Regions from separate parts of the Mus musculus genome. Here all the other regions are linked to region 1. Evidence: chromatin loops called from intact Hi-C (ENCODE). Cell type or tissue: left cerebral cortex. All regions are shown on one strand. Region 1 has its middle 26 kb from the start of Gm10789. Region 2 has its middle 89 kb from the start of Gm10789. Region 3 has its middle 83 kb from the start of Tiam1.

Region 1 (2,500 bases):
TCTTTCTTTCTTTCTTTCTTTTTTCTCTCTTTCTTTCTTTCTTTCTTTCTTTCTTTCTTTCTTTCTTTCTTCCTTTCTTTCTGACATGGGGCTTAGTTGGCAGAGATATGGCTACAGGGTCATATGGTCATACGGTCAAGGCTTATGGGTTCTCTATCTCTGTGCCTCCTGATGATTGACATGTGAGGAAGCAGGTTCACACTCCTCTCCCATGGGCCTGGCCTCACAGCGGCAGCTTTCCTGCCACCATGGTGCTCACTCTCGAGCCATGAGCTAGTACAATCCTTCCTCCCTCACATCATTACTTGCCAGTATTTGGTCGTTGATACCCTTGCCCTGTCATCCTTTTCTTCATTTTTAGTTGTAGCAGATCTGTTTTCTTCGGGAGATCCACTAGTCTCCAGGGAGAAGAGCTGAGATCTGAAGTCTACTCAAGCTGAGGCAAATAGATGCTTGGATTGGCTACCCAAGAAAGGCTAAATGTTTTTTTGCTCTAAAGGTGTTGTCCTGGAAACACCAGCTTCCTGGATTCCCTGATGGCCTGATTTCCTGTTCTGTTTGAGAACTTGTGGCGCAGCTTATATTTTTCTTCTGTAACGTACCACTGAATTCAACTGATAAACTTCATTTGTGTAATGTTTTGCTTGAACAACTCAAAGTTCACTGCTATGTGAATAAAGGATTGCTTAGAGCCACTTCAGAACGAAAAGTCCTGAGGGTGAGGCGGATGCTCTGTGATGGGGAGGCCTGCTTCCTCATCATTTCCTTGTGAACCTGTACATTTTCCCTGTGAGAGGAAAAATGTGTTCAGTAGAGTAAGTAGGAAATAGGGTTTTAACAAAGAGAAACAGTGTATGTGGGAGAGGAGAGCTAGACTCTGTGTACCTGGAAAGTATGTACCAAAGGGCTTGGGCCAGGGAGAGCCTGACTCTGTGTACCTGGAAAGTATGTACCAAAGGGCTTGGGCCGGCACAGTAGAACCCTTTGAGAGGTCTTGAAATCCTTTCTGTGATGTACCTTCTTCTTTCCACACCTAGTCACTTTCTGTAGTCCAAACACATCTATTTTAGAGACATAGCTGTCATGTAGTCCAGGCTGGCCTTAGGTTTGCTAAGTAGCTGAGGTTGGCCTTGAACATCCAATTCCTGATCCTCCTATGCCACCATTTCCAGCTAGAAGATTTGTCTGTTCTTTCTTTCTTAAACGTTTATTTTTGAGGTCATATATCCATTTGTTTCCTTGACTGGCCTTGAACTTGTGGCCCTCCTACCTCTGCTTCCCAAGTGCTGGCATGATAAGAATTCACCATTGTACCACCCAACTTAAAAGTCACAGATTACTAGAGTCTGCTCTGAGAGCTCCAGGGAAGGTCTCATTAGAACGCAGAGACTATATGTACATTTCCACAAGGTCCCGGTGATGTCCAAATTCCTGGTCCCGAGGAACACAATGTGCATGAAAATCGGTCCAGTTTTCTCCTGTTCATCACAAAAAGGGATTTCCAAGCTTAGCACCCTTGTAATACCAGTATATGCCAGCAGGTGTCAGCAGTGCACTCTGAGAGGCACGTTAGACGCTGTTCCTTTAGGACCCTAGATATGTTTCCAAAACGGAGACAGCGGAGTGGACTCCTGCCCAGTACTTTCACAGTCTTTGTTCTTTATGATTTTGAAAGCATTTGTTCACGTCTTGCTGGAAATGTGGCTCTTGGGGTTTTGTTATTGTTCATTCGGTTTGGCCTTTGGCTTTTTACACAGGATTTTGTGCAGCCCAGGCTGGACTACTGGACTAACACCTCCTGAATCTTTTGCTTTCACGCCTCAAGTACTGGGATTACAGCACTGTCAGGGCTCAGTTTTCAGATGGCGTTTTCACACATTTTCTTTGTCTTTCTTTTAGAATTTACTTTTATTTTAAAGTGTGTGTGTGTGTGTGTGTGTGTGTGTGCTCGCAGTGCGGCCTCTCACACATACATAAGCCCAGATGCCTGAGGAGTCCAGAGCTAAAGTCATAGGTCGATGCTGGGAACCAAACTCGAGTCCTCTGCAAGAAGAGTAATCAATCACTCAACTGCTAAGTCAGCTCCCCTGCCCTTTACGCATTTTCTTACTTCCAGAGGAGTCTTTGTTTCTGTCAACTCTCCCATTTTACAGGTGAGAAAGTAAAGGTACAGAAAGAATACAGTGACTTGTCTAATACATTGAAGCTGGAGGAGGGAGAGGGAGTCAACACTGGGCGTTTATGCAAAATGCCCCAGTTCGGAAAGAAAGGAAAACACTGCTCCAGGATTTTATTTTATTTTATTTTATTTTATTTGCATTAAGCTTTGTTCTTCTTAGCAAAACTAAAAGCTAGATAAGCATTCTGGGTACTCCCTGGTTCTGATTAAATGCTACTCCTGGTTCTGACAGAACTTCTGTGGGATACATTGTCTATCTTAGATAAAATCTAAGAGAGTCACACGTTCTACCACCACGGTAACTAAGGAATCCCTCTCCAG
Region 2 (2,500 bases), 120 kb after region 1:
TTATTTTTACCCCCCAGCTACAAATCACTACTGCAATGGCCCGTCCTAGCATAGAGTCTCTGAGCCGCCGCCATTCTGTTTTCCCTCCGACTCCCTCATTCGACTGCGTAGTTAAATTGACTTCTGGGTAACTGAGATATTGTTTATTAATGTCTGAGGTCTATAGGGACTGCAGTGATGGACATTTAAAGAGGGAAGAGTCTCCCTGGCTCCTCTGTGGGTCAGTGTTGGTTTTCTTTAGAAACACTCACATTTAACTCTGCTGGACATTGAGACAAAGGCCTTGCAGATGCTAGGAAAGCTTCGAGTGCATGCGCACGCTCGCGTGTTTAAGTTTTGAGATAGTCTCATGAGGTAGCCCAGGCTAGCTTTGAGCTTACTCAACCCAGGCAAGCTCTCAACCCTGTGACCTGGCTTATCTCCCCAAATATCTGAGATGGAGGCCTGTGCCTCCAGGCCTGCCTCGGTCTTGCCAGGACCCTCTGTGCTTGTTCTGCTGTGGAAAAGTTTATGTTGGGGGCGAGGCAGGTGTGGAGGGAGAAAAAGCTGTAGGAGCGGCTGTGACCGAGGACCTGCTTCCTGCAGGAAGCCAGGGGGACATTTTCAGGAAGTGCCTTGGACCTGGTTTCTTTTGGGTCAGAAGAGCGAGATACTGTGGGTAATGGAGTAGATTTGGGATTGGGTGGGGGAGTTGTCTTGAAACAAAGGGACGTGTGGGTATCCCAGTTATGCCTAGATACACGAAGTATCATGTATGGCCCAGGGAGGAGCGATGTCGAGTCTGCACTGTCTCATGGACACCAGCGAGCAGCCGTGCTCACCGAAGCAAGGCAGTCAGCTTCCCAACTGCACACTGTTCATGAGCAGCTGCAACCATCCTCCATCATGGACCATCCTGTTGCCCTCGTGACTGCTCTGCCGCTGTCACTAACTGCAGGAGACCCACACAAGCCGGGGCCCACCAATGTTCCCCTGTGGAAGGGATATAGGCTGTTAGTGCCTGCTGAGGAGGCTTCTAAGGCTCCTCCTTCCCAACCAAGCCAATGGTTGCTAGGGGAGGGCTTGTAAGGGTTGCTAGGGGAGGGCTTGTAAGGCGCATCCCTTCTAGAGGCTTTATTCCGCCCCCTTCAGGATCTGTGCTATTAGTGGGTTTGGGGAGAGCTGGTTTCTTCAGTGGTGTCCCTGCTTGTAAGTCGGCCACCTCCCTGTAAGGAACCTTATTAAATTCATTTGTCCACCAGAATTGGGGAGACCACTTGTTTGGTCGGCCACCACCCTGTTGTCTGTGGTGAGTTTTATTTATCTTTCTAGGAAAAGTTCACAGTCCAGGAAAGAAGGGGCAAGGCCGGGGACCAGGCTGGCTGTCCAGCGAAGACTTCCGTGTCCCTAGCTTCCTGACTCCTGAGCCTGCCAGACGCTTGCCTTTCTGCCTGGTTTGATTATGTCTGGCTGTGAAATGTTTGCATCAGTGTGGCGACTGTAAGGATTGCTCCCGTCCATCGTGAATCACCTCACTCCAAACTTAGCTCTGCTCAAGAAGAGGGAGTTGCAGCCATCTGCAGGCAGTGGGAACAGCCAGCATTTTCAGTGAAAAGAGCTACTGTGTTTCGAGCACCCGTGTGTGCCTGGCTTTGGGATGCTTCTCTTACGTCTGTCAGAGTTAAGTTTTATGAACTTGACGCAGTCCTAGACAGACCTGGGAAGATGGGATCACAGCTGAGGGACTAACTGCCTTTGTCAGATTGGCCTGCAGGCCTGGCTGTGGCTTTTTTTTTTTTTTTTTTTTTGATTGCTTATTGATGAGGAGTGGCCCAGCTCACTGTATGCAGTGCCCCGCCCCCTCCCCCTGGGCTGGTGGGTCTGGGCTATCTATGAAAGGTAATTGAGCAAGCCAGGGGGAACAAATCGGTAAACAGTGTTCCTCCATGGTCTCTGGGTCAGTTCCTGCCTCAGCTCCCCTTGATAAGAGAGTGTAACCTGTAAGCCAAATAAAGACCCTTTGTCCTTCAAATTTCTGTTTCATCACCGCAGTGCAAATAAGACTACTTTGGCACCATGGCGTCATTTAGTCCTCAGATCTGTCCTAGTTACTGTAATAGTACTTGGATTATATGTGCTACTTCCAGTAGGGATACGGGGACAGCAGGGTGGGCATGGAGAAGCACTTAAAATGTGGAGGCCAGGGGATTCAGGTTGGTAGAATGGACTCTGACCCCACTACTCAGAATTTTCGGACTTGTCAGCCTGTCTGATAGAGCTCATCTGTGCTCTCGAAGACCTTCCATCTCTGATGTGGCGCTGTGAGCGACAGAGGCTTGTGGCTGTGGGTCTGTGTGGGGCCAGGGGTGCATGCTACAGGACATCCCTGTGACCGGCTCTTTTCTTTGGCCTTTTCCCAGAGGTACTGCTAACCAGGACTCATCTTAGCCAGTGTGGATGCTGTAGGTGTGGCTGGTGTGTCTCACGTGTTTGCACTGGGAACTCTTAGACACTTAGTGCT
Region 3 (2,500 bases), 120 kb after region 1:
CTTTATCCAACCACTGCGTCTCCCTTCCTAAATCCTAGGGAGCTTGTTAAAATGAAGATGCTGAGGACCCCATCTTCCCAGAGGCGCTTCTTGGCCATGCTGGAATCCAGCTCCTTTGTGCTGTCTGCCACTGGCTTCGGCTTTGACCCAGGCCTCCTTACCTGCCCAGTTCTGGTCTTAGAAGAACCCTGCAGTGCTGCCTGCTCTTTCTCCTTGATAGCTGATCAACTTGTTCATCCCTCATCTTTGACCTTTAAGCCCAAGCAGTTTTTAGCAATTCCTACAGAAATTAGGTCACTTGAGCAAGAGTCCTCTGACTCTTAAGGTTCTCGTTTGGTAATCCAATGTAACCTGTCCCTCGTCTATAAGTCCACTCTTACAACGGCTGGGGTCTGGATCCCCCCCTCCCGACCTCATTGGAATATTTGTATTTTATTTATTTCAGAAATGTTTTTCTTTAGTAAAATTCATATTCTTTATTGGTGTGTCCAAAGACCGAATCCTAAATTAAAGTCCAAAACACATTGGCTTAACTGAACAAAAGGTTAGGTTTTTTTTTTTTTTTTTTTTCTATATGAAGTTGACTCCTAAATGACTATTATGGAACGGAGGTTCTTTCTACATTGTAGCTCTCCTATCTCTAACCTGTGCTCCAAGTTTATCATCTATGTTCTGCTAGCTAGAGATTAGTAGCAGAACACATTTCTGTTTCCTAGGGGCTGGGAAATATCGGGTAAAGTGCTGGGGTTTTTTTTCTTTTTTGATAAATTTTGCATTTTCACTAAGTGTTAGTGCTTATACTTCAGCAATCCTTGGGATACAGGGTCCCTTCAGCAGTGCCTTAGTCAATCCTCTGTGTCACGTTTTCAGTGTCCTTCAGTTGTGATGATCCGAGCACTTGACAGCTGATTTTTTTTCTTTTTTAAACGATGAAAAACGGAACAGTCCCTTCCGCACCGGAAAGAGAAGTTGAACAAGGAAGACACACTGAGTTTCTGCCCTTATCCTGAGTTTGCAGAGGAAGCATGGTGACTCGTGCGGCCACTGATTAGGCGACCAGCGGTCCCGTGGTCCTCGTGTTGCAGCTTCTCTGCTTTGCCGTGGTCCGCCTTCCCGATCTGAAAGAGAATCTTGATGGCCTCACTCTGCTCCCCTCGGTGCTCTGTGAGGCTCCTGGGACTAGAATGCCAAGCACAGGAAACACCAGCGTCTCCTTCCCTAGTCGTGGCCACAGTGGAGAGCTGTCAAGCTCACTTGTCTCTTGTAAGCTACTGACAACACATAAGGCTTCGCTTCAGGTCCTGGTTAGCATCGTTGATCTGGGAGCAGGGCAGCTCTGATGGCATCTGTTACAGACTTTGGGTTTTTGTTTTGTTTTGTTTTTTTTCCCCTCCTCAAGATAGGGTTTCTCGGCGGGCGTGGTGGCACACGCCTTTAATCCTAGCACTCGGGAGGCAGAGGCAGGTAGATTTTTGAGCTCGAGGCCAGCCTGGTCTACAAAGTGAGTTGCAGGACAGCCAGGGCTATACAGAGAAACCCTGTCTCAAACAAACAAACAACAACAACAACAAAATAGGGTTTCTCTATAGCCCTGGCTGTCCTGGAACTTGCTCTGTAGCCCAGGCTATCCGTGAATACAGAGATCTGCCCACCTGTGCCTCCTGAGGGCGAGGCTTAAAGGTGCTTGCCACCAAGCCCGGCTTGTTTTATTCCCTTCTTAACTTTCGTTGATTGATTGTGTGAGCATTCGTGGATGCATGCATGCCTCGTGTGTGTGTGTGTGTGTGTGTGTGTGTGTGTGTGTGTAGGTCAGAGGTCAATTCTATGGCCCTGGTTCTTTGATGCCATGGGATTTGGGGCTGAAACATAGAAAGATGTTCATCAGCCTTTGAGCAAGGACCTCAGCTCACTGAGCTGTCTCACGGGGCCGCGGTTTACTTTTAGAGCAGGGATTGGGATTATTTGGTTTCCAGAATGGGGCTGTATGTCACACATGGAGCGGAGAGGCAGAGAGCAGCGGTATGTGACGTGGGGTGGTGAGGGAGGGGCCGGCGAGTGGCTCATCAGGCTTCCTTGTTTCCATGGGGGCTTAGAACAGTTGGGACTTAGATAGGGTTTGAGCAGATTGCAGGTAAAGGGGAAACGATACTGGATTGTGAATACAGAGCCTTTGCCTGAGACTTTCCTTACGCTTCTGACTCAACACTGCCTGTTGCTAAGCTACTGAAAAATACAGCACAGGCTGGTGGATGCTACACTGAACATGGCTCCAATGCTAAGTAATGGCGGGTCGTAAATACTGGGCGTGAGTTTCTGTTACCCTCTCATTTCTTCCTCTTAATGATGTTAGGAGGTGTGACTTCTGTTTTGTCTCCTTTTTACCCAGTGAGGGAAACTGAGGCATGGAGAACGCAGGTAGTTACAAGGGGTCAAGTCCCTGGAGACAGTCTGAGTGGTGAGATCTTACCCCACCCGGGGTCCACTTGGTTCTGCTTTAGCC

Evidence for each region. A loop is a pair of places that touch in the nucleus more often than their neighbours do. Peaks named below come from ENCODE experiments on the same cell type or tissue, not always from the same donor. Only the 100,000 strongest peaks of a DNase experiment are listed, where the experiment ranks them.
Region 2: it touches region 1 in a loop (2.2-fold over the local background); 2 of 42 quality-filtered maps call a loop at or near these places.
Region 3: a loop joins it to region 1, with 2.1 times the contacts of the local background. A loop is called at or near these places in 2 of 42 quality-filtered maps.

The regions. Positions count from the first base shown.
Region 1 is chr16:90,166,917-90,169,416 of GRCm38, reverse strand. No RefSeq gene overlaps it. Among named protein-coding and RNA genes, the nearest start is that of Gm10789, 26 kb to the right of the region's middle. In left cerebral cortex, a CTCF peak has its summit at 1,531 (motif pointing right); a DNase peak (open chromatin) is centred at 1,535.
Region 2 is chr16:90,051,654-90,054,153 of GRCm38, reverse strand. It overlaps a transcript of Tiam1 not described here. Among named protein-coding and RNA genes, the nearest start is that of Gm10789, 89 kb to the left of the region's middle. In left cerebral cortex, CTCF peaks have their summits at 1,134 (motif pointing left) and 1,573 (motif pointing left); DNase peaks (open chromatin) are centred at 1,110 and 1,533; H3K27ac peaks cover 611 bases.
Region 3 is chr16:90,042,740-90,045,239 of GRCm38, reverse strand. It overlaps a transcript of Tiam1 not described here. Among named protein-coding and RNA genes, the nearest start is that of Tiam1, 83 kb to the right of the region's middle. In left cerebral cortex, no CTCF peak of the experiment used is centred here; DNase peaks (open chromatin) are centred at 1,054 and 2,167.